Regions from separate parts of the Homo sapiens genome. Here region 1 is linked to region 2. The links are chromatin contacts, found by Hi-C or POLR2A ChIA-PET in ENCODE. All regions are on one chromosome and are shown on one strand. The core of a region is the stretch at or near the end of the contact, and the rest is flanking DNA. Distances in the headings are between cores, read along the strand shown. Region 1 has its middle 21 kb from the start of GTF2I. Region 2 overlaps GTF2IRD1 (GTF2I repeat domain containing 1).

What was found. Hi-C counts contacts between places; a loop is a spot of excess contacts on that map. ChIA-PET counts read pairs that join two places held with the same protein, here RNA polymerase II (POLR2A). Pooled maps may share reads with other maps.
Region 1: a loop to region 2 is called in a map of PC-9, with 4 times the contacts of the local background. The contact joins two enhancer-like sites. A Hi-C loop is called at or near these places in 1 of 168 maps with a recorded cell type or tissue (PC-9) and 1 of 50 pooled maps. POLR2A ChIA-PET finds 5 or more read pairs at or near these places in 3 of 52 experiments (GM12878, WTC11 and naive thymus-derived CD4-positive, alpha-beta T cell).

What each region holds. Positions count from the first base shown.
Region 1 is chr7:74,634,469-74,638,075 of GRCh38, forward strand. No RefSeq gene overlaps it. Among named protein-coding and RNA genes, the nearest start is that of GTF2I, 21 kb to the right of the region's middle. Within about 2 kb of position 1,348, at least 19 of the 41 ENCODE cell types and tissues checked have a DNase peak (open chromatin) inside an H3K27ac peak, as active enhancers do; they include PC-9, where a contact is called at or near this core.
Region 2 is chr7:74,476,211-74,479,889 of GRCh38, forward strand. The region is part of intron 1 of GTF2IRD1 (GTF2I repeat domain containing 1); the gene reads left to right. Among named protein-coding and RNA genes, the nearest start is that of GTF2IRD1, 24 kb to the left of the region's middle. RefSeq lists enhancers at 1,704-2,285, 2,286-2,868. Within about 2 kb of position 2,046, at least 34 of the 41 ENCODE cell types and tissues checked have a DNase peak (open chromatin) inside an H3K27ac peak, as active enhancers do; they include PC-9, where a contact is called at or near this core.

The DNA.
Region 1 (3,607 bases), core at 98-2,597, 160 kb after region 2:
TCCTGCCTTAGCCTCCCGAGTAGCTGGGATTACAGGCACCCGCCACCACACCCAGCTAATTTTTGTATTTTTAGTAGAGATGGGGTTTCACCATGTTGGCCAGGCTGGTCGCAAACTCCTGACCTCAGGTGATCCACCCGCCTCGGCCTCCCAAAGTGCTGGGATTACAGGCATGAGCTACCATGCCCAGCCCTCCTGGCTAATTTTTATATCTTTAGTAGAGACAGGGTTTCACCATGTTGTCCAGGCTGGTCTTGAACTCCTGACTCTCAAATACAAAAAATTGGCTGGGCGCGGTGGCTCACACCTGTAATCCCAGCACTTCGGGAGGCCGAGGCGGGTAGATCATGAGGTCAGGAGATCGAGACCATCCTGGCTAACATGGTGAAACCCCGTCTCTACTAAAAATACAAAAAATTAGCCGGGTGTGGTGATGGGCACCTGTAGTCCCAGCTACTCGGGAGGCTGAGGCAGGAGAATGGCATGAACCTGGGAGGCGGAGCTTGCAGTGAGCCGAGATCGTGCCACTGCACTCCAGCCTGGGCAACAGAGTGAGACTCCATCTCAAAAAAAAAAAAAAAAATAGTCCCAGCTACTCAGTAGGCTGAGGTGGGAGGATCACTTGAGCTAGGGATGTCAGGGTTGCAGTGAGCTGACATCTTGCCACTACGCTCCAGCCTGGGCTGCAGAGCAATACCCTGTCTAAAAAAGAAAAAAAAGAAGAAAGTAAGCAGGCAAGCAGGTCAGTGATTGCCAGGGCCTGGGGTGGTGGGTGGTGAAGAAAATTAACTAATGAAGAGGGGCACAGGAAACTTTCTAGAGCAATGGAAGTGTTGCATATATTTTTTTTTGACGGAGTCTTGCTCTGTCGCCCAGGCTGGAGTGCAGTGTTGTGATCTCGGCTTACTGCGACCTCCACCTCCTGGGTTCAAGCCATTCTCCTGCCTCAGCCTCCGGAGTAGCTGGGATTTCAGGCACGGCATGCGCCAGCACGCCCGGCTAATTTTTGTATTTTTAGTAGAGACAGGGTTTCACCATGTTGGCCAGGCTGGGCTCAAACTCCTGACCTCAGATGATCTGCCTGCCTCGGCCTCCCAAAGTGCTGGGATTACAGGCATGAGCCACCGCACCCAGCCCTGTATCTTGATTATGGTGGGGGTGACACGGGTGAGTGAAAATATTTGCTAAGGCTCCTTTAAGTAAACACATAAAAACGAATGCATTTTATTCTGTGTAAATAAAATACTTGAATAAAGTTGTTAAAAAAAAAAAAAAGCAGCAGCAGCTTAGTCCAGCTTCCCTGAGTGGGTGGTGTAATTTCGCCTGGAAGCGGAGGCTGGAATGACAGGCATCTTGGCCAACGTGTTCAGCACAAACCAGTCAACTGGCACAGAGGGCCCATTGTGATCAGACCACAGACTCTTCAGACAGAGCTGCATCTTCCCCTGCGCCCCGGCCAGCGCTGGCTGTGTGCCATTCCCTCTGCACCCTGTGCACCTTGACACAGTAGATCTCTGCACAAGCCCTTCTCTTTGCCTCCTTACCCCCTACCCTCCACCTTCTTCACCAGGAAAGTTCTATGCATTGTTCAAATGCCCCCACTCCCCACCTCCTCTGGGCTCTTTTTTTTTTGAGACAGAATCTCACTCTGTAGCCCAGGCTGGAGTGCAGTGGCACAATCTCGGCTCACTGCAACCTCCGCCTCCCGGGTTCAAGTGATTCTCTTGCCTCAGCCTCCTGAGTAGCTGGGACTATAGGCATGTGCCAACACACCCGGCTAATTGTTGTAGTTTTAGTAGAGACGGGGTTTCACCATGTTGGCCAGGCTGGTCTCAAACTCCTGACGTCAAGGGATCCGCCTACCTTGGTCTCCCAAAGTGTTGGCATTACAGCGATGAGTCACCATGCCCGGCCTTTGGGATCTTATGACAGGTGCCCTAGTCAGACTATATTATGACCTGTTTACAACTCTGTCCCCCAACAAGTCTGTAAACTATTTCTTTTTCTTTTTTTTTTTGAGACAGAGTCTCACTCTGTCTCCGAGGCTGGAGTGCAGTGGCGTGATCTCGGCTCAGTGCAACCTCTGTCTCCCAGGTTCAAGCGATTCTCCTGTCTCAGCCTCCCAAGTAGCTGAGACTACAGGTGCCCACTACCACGCCCAGCTAATTTTTGTGTTTTTAGTAGAGACGTAGTTTCACCATGTTGGCCAGGCTGGTCTCAAACTCCTGATCTTAGGTGATCTGCCCACTTCAGCTTCTCAAAGTGCTGGTATTCCAGGCAGGAGCCACCATGCCCGGCCTCTGGGCTCTTATTACAGATGCCATAGTCAGATTGTATTATAACCTGTTCACAACGCTGTCCTCCCACAAGTCCGTAAACTTCTTGAGGTCACAGATGGTACCATTTTTATCTCTGCATCCCCAAAGCACCTAACACATTCCCTAAAACACAGCAATAAAACATTCCTTGCATCCTTGTCAAGCAATGGTGTCAGCCCTTTACACGCTTTGTTTATTTATTTATTTATTTATTTATTTATTGACGGAATTTATTTAGAGACAGCCTGTTGCCCAGGCTGGAGTGTGATGGTGTGATCATAGCTCACAGCAGCCTCGAGCTCCTGCACTCAAGCAATCCTCTCACTTCAGCCTCCTGAGTAGCTGGGGCCACGGGTGTGTGTCTCCAAACCCAGCTAACTTAAAAATTTATTTTTTGCAGACAGAGGGTCTCCCTATGTGGCCCAGGCTGATCTCAAACTCCTGGGCTCAAGCAGTCCTCCCACCTCAGCCTCCCAAAATGTGGGGATTACAGGCATGAGCTACCGGGACCAGCTAATTTTTAAAATTTTTCTTTTTCTTTTTTTTTTTGAGACGGAGTCTCGCTCTGTCGCCCAGGCTGGAGTGCAGTGGCGGGATCTCGGCTCACTGCAAGCTCCGCCTCCCGGGTTCACGCCATTCTCCTGCCTCAGCCTCCCAAGTAGCTGGGACTACAGGCGCCCGCCACTACACCTGGCTAATTTTTTGTATTTTTAGTAGAGACGGGGTTTCACCGTTTTTTAGCCGGGATGGTCTCAATCTCCTGACCTCGTGATCCGCCCGCCTCGGCCTCCCAAAGTGCTGAGATTACAGGCGTGAGCCACCGCGCCCGGCCAAATTTTTCTTTTTTGTAGAGATGGGGTCTCCCTATGTCGCCTGGGCTGGTGTCAAATTCCTGACCTCGAGTGATCCTCCTGCCTTGGCTTCCTAAAGGGCTGAGATTACAAGTGTGAGCCACTGTGCCTGGGCAACTCAAGTCCCCTTCACCTTCAGTCATTCAGTCAACAAACACCAAATACTTGCTCCACACTAGGCATGCCCCAGGCCAATGAATGAGGCTTGGTCCCCGCCCTTAGTGAGCTTATATAAGAGGAAGACTCACAAACAGTGGGCTTTTTGGATGGAAACATGAATGAATGAATGAATGAATGAGTGAATACAAGCTGCCTTTCCTCTCCACTGCTGTCTGGGTGATCACGCAGTATGTGCGGCAGGTGCCTATCCCGTCCCATTCCACGTCCGCTCTGGAGGGTCCTAATCTAGGACACCTTAGCGTATCTCATAGATGGCCA
Region 2 (3,679 bases), core at 796-3,295:
TGGTGGGTCCCGCCCAAGCCCCAGAGAAGGGGCTGATGGCAGCTAGTTGTTATTTTTATTACTAAATCATGGCTCAGCCCAGCCTGGCCTGGCAAGCCCAAGTTCCTGGTGGATGTCTGCCTCTTCCACGCCCGCTTGGAAGCCTTCTGAACCTCCTTTTTTTTTTTCTTTTGAGACGGAGTCTCACTCTGTCGCCCAGGCTGGAGTGCAGCGGTGCGATCTCGGCTCACTGCAACCTCTGCCTCCCGGGTTCAAGCGATTCTCCTGCCTCAGCCTCCCAAGTAGCTGGGATACAGGTGCACGCCACCAGGCTCGGCTAATTTTTTTATTTTTAGTAGAGATGGGGTTTCACTGTGTTGGCCAGGCTGATCTCAAACTCCTGACCTTAAGTGATCCGCCTGCCTCTGAACCTCCCAGATTTCATCGGTTCCCCACCGTACTCTCCTGCCTCTAGCCTTTGCCCAAGCTGACCTTGGCCCCAGTCTTCCCCACTGAACAGCCACCCAGCCTTTGGGGCCAGTGCTCCTGGGCCGATGCCAGCCATCCATCCTGGATGTGCCCACGCCTGGTCACTCCCCACATGAGGAGCTGATGATCTTTGGTCACCGTTTATAAACTTTAGCTTCTCTTTCCTCACCCAGGAGCTCCAGGGCAAGGAGTGGGCCTGATTCACCCCCGTTCAGGGACTGGGTCCTAACAGGTGTGGTGAAAATGAGCACTTAGTCAGCGTCCCACAGCATCTAAAAGACGGGAACAAGGGCTGAGGATGTGGGTAGGCCCAAGACTGGAAATAGGGAAGCCTCTGGAATGGGGACTAGAAGATGAAAGGGCTCTGGAAGATGGGGCATCCAAGTGTTTAAAGCAAGAACGGGGCTGGGCGTGGTGGATCGCGCCTGTAATCCCAGCACTTTGGGAGGCTGAGGAGGGAGGATCACTTGAGGCCAGGAGTTTGAGACCAGCCTGGCCAACATGGTGAAACCCCATCTCTACTAAAAATACAAAAATTAGCCACACATGCCAGTGCGCACCTGTAATCCCCGCTACTCAAGAGGCTGAGTCAGGAGAATCACTTGAACCTGAGAGACAGAGGTTGCAGTGAGCTAAGATCGCACCAGTGCACTCCAGCCTGGGCGACAGTTTTTTTTTTGTGTCCAAAAAAAAAAGAGGTGCGGGGAGGGCCAGAGGGCATTTGGGGTGGGACGGGGCAGGGCAGGGCTGGGTGACTGGAATGGGGTGACTATAATGAATGCTTTGGAGTAGGTCAGGGCAGGTGGGGAGGCCAGATGCCAGGGGAGGGAGGGGGCATGGGGATCCTTCCATCTGGGGCCAAGGATGGCAAGGCCCTCAGACAACTTCTAGCCCAGGTTCTCCATTGACAGATGGAGAAACTGAGGCCCAGGGAGGGGCAGTGCTAGTGCTGAGGTTTTACATAGCAGGTGGGCTGTTCCCCAGCCCACTGCAGGGCATAGCCTGCCCTGGGACACCTGTCCTCACCCGTTGGCTCAGTGGTTGCAGGGGCATGGGTGGGTAGAGGTCGGGGAGTGAGCCGGCTCAGGCGGGCAGGGCTGGGGGCCCCGTGAGCCAGCGCCCCAGGATTAGATCACCCACGAGTAATGGGCTTTTTTCCGTCCAGCCTTTTCCCGACAAGAAAAGGCCTGATGTTCCTCATCCGTGTTGTTCTGAGAAGGCATGTTTATGTCTGGCAAGCGAAGGGTTCTTGGGAGACAGGATCCCAGGGCCCCCCTGCACTGCCTGGCCCCAGGGGTTGGCACCGCCCCAGAGCTGGTTTCCTCCCACTGTCTCCTGACACCCAGCCCCCACGCTTTTCAGATGCCTGCCTGAGAACAAATAAATACTTCTGCACCATGCACATGAGCTCAGATAAGCCTCCGGGGCTCAGCCAGAACTGGGGGCACCAAATGCCCGGGTTCCCTGACCCCTAGCTGGGTGCCAAGCCTGCATTTCCCACCCAGCACTCCCCAACCGCCCCTTGCGTGGAGGGACAGAGATATACTGTGAGCAACACGGGACCTGATGTCAGGGGTGGACAGCAGCTCGGCGGGTGATGTCAGCTTGAGCAATCGTCCCCGTCATCACTGCTGTTAAGTGAGCGGGCACTTGGTGTCCCCAGGCCCAGCGCCAGGCCCTGTTCACACATTCTCACGTGGGGCTCTCACAGAGCTGAGAGCAGTAGAATTACCATCACCCTTTTGCTCAGTGGGGAGAGGAAAGTTTGAGCATTGTGTGTGTGTGTGTGTGTTTAGAGACAGGGTCTTGCTCTGTCACCCAGGCTGGAGTGCAGTGGTGCGATCATAGCTCACTGTAGCCTAGAACTCTTGGGCTCAAGCGATCCTCCCACCTCATCCTCCTGAGTAGCTGGGATTACAGGCACATGCCACCACGCCCAACTAATTTTTATGCTTTTAGTAGAGATGGGGTTTCACCATGTTGGCCAGGCTGGTCTCAAACTCCTGGCCTCAACTGAACCACCCACCTCAGCCTCCCAAAGTGCTGGGATTATAGGCATGAGCCACCAGCCCCACCTTTTTTTTTGAGATAGGGTCTTGCTGTATTGTCCAGGCTGGAGTGCAGTAGCGTGATCATGGCTCACTGCAACCTCTGCCTCCTGGGCCCAAGCAACCCTCCCACCCCAGCCTCTGGAGTAGCTGGGACTACAGGCACATGCTATCACACTAGGCTAATTAAAAAAAAAAAAATTATAGAGATGGGGTCTCACTATGTTGCCCAGGCTGGTCTCAAACTCCTGGGATCAGAAACCTGGTGGTCATTCCAGGTGCCTCCCTTGGGACCCCCCGTCGCCAGCTCCTGGTCCCAAAGCTCTGCCCCGTCCTCCATCCCCTGCTGCTGTCTGCTTCATGCCTGGCTGTCTCTGGCCTGGGCTGTCGCAGAGACTTGGCAACTCCTGGCTCCCCAACTCCAAGCATGACCCGACAGTTCCTCCGCCGTAGCTTCCTGGGATCCCCCTCACTGCCCACGTCTCACCCCTGCCCCACACCCTGCAGCGAGGCTGACCTTCCGAGATCCTTGGCCTCACCCCAATGGCCACGCTGGTCTCTGCCCACCACTTCCTGCCCTGCCCTGCACACTCCAGCCATGCAGAGCTGGATTTGTTCCCCACCCACCCACCCACTCCCACAGCCTCTGGCCCCGCTCAGGCCCGACCAGGACACGTGGGCGGCCCAGGCTGGCGGTTGGGTTTCCTGGGCAGCCAGTAATTTGGCACTCCTTCAAACAGGTCTTTATTTATTCAGCATTTATTTCTAGGGGAGGTGGGTGCTGCGGTGGGGCAGGGAAGGCGCCTCCCTTGTAGAAGAGCAGGGCCTGGGCACAGTGCCTGTCTCCCCTCCTCACCTGCAAACGCCAACTCCCCTGGGAGGGTCCCGGCAGCTCAGGTGTCACCTCCTCCAGGAAGCCCCACCCTGACTGCCTCACCCGCCGTCCTGGGCTTCTTCCATGCCACTTATTTTTATCTTTCACTGAAGCATAATTTACTTCCAGTAAAGTACATGAGTACATGAATCTTTTTTTTTTTTTTTTTTTTTTGGAGACAGAGTCCTGCTCTGTCATCTAGGCTGGAGTGGCGTGGTCTTGGCTCATTGCAACGTCCCCATCCTGGGTTCAAACAATTCTCCTGTCTCAGCCTCCTGAGTGGCTTATA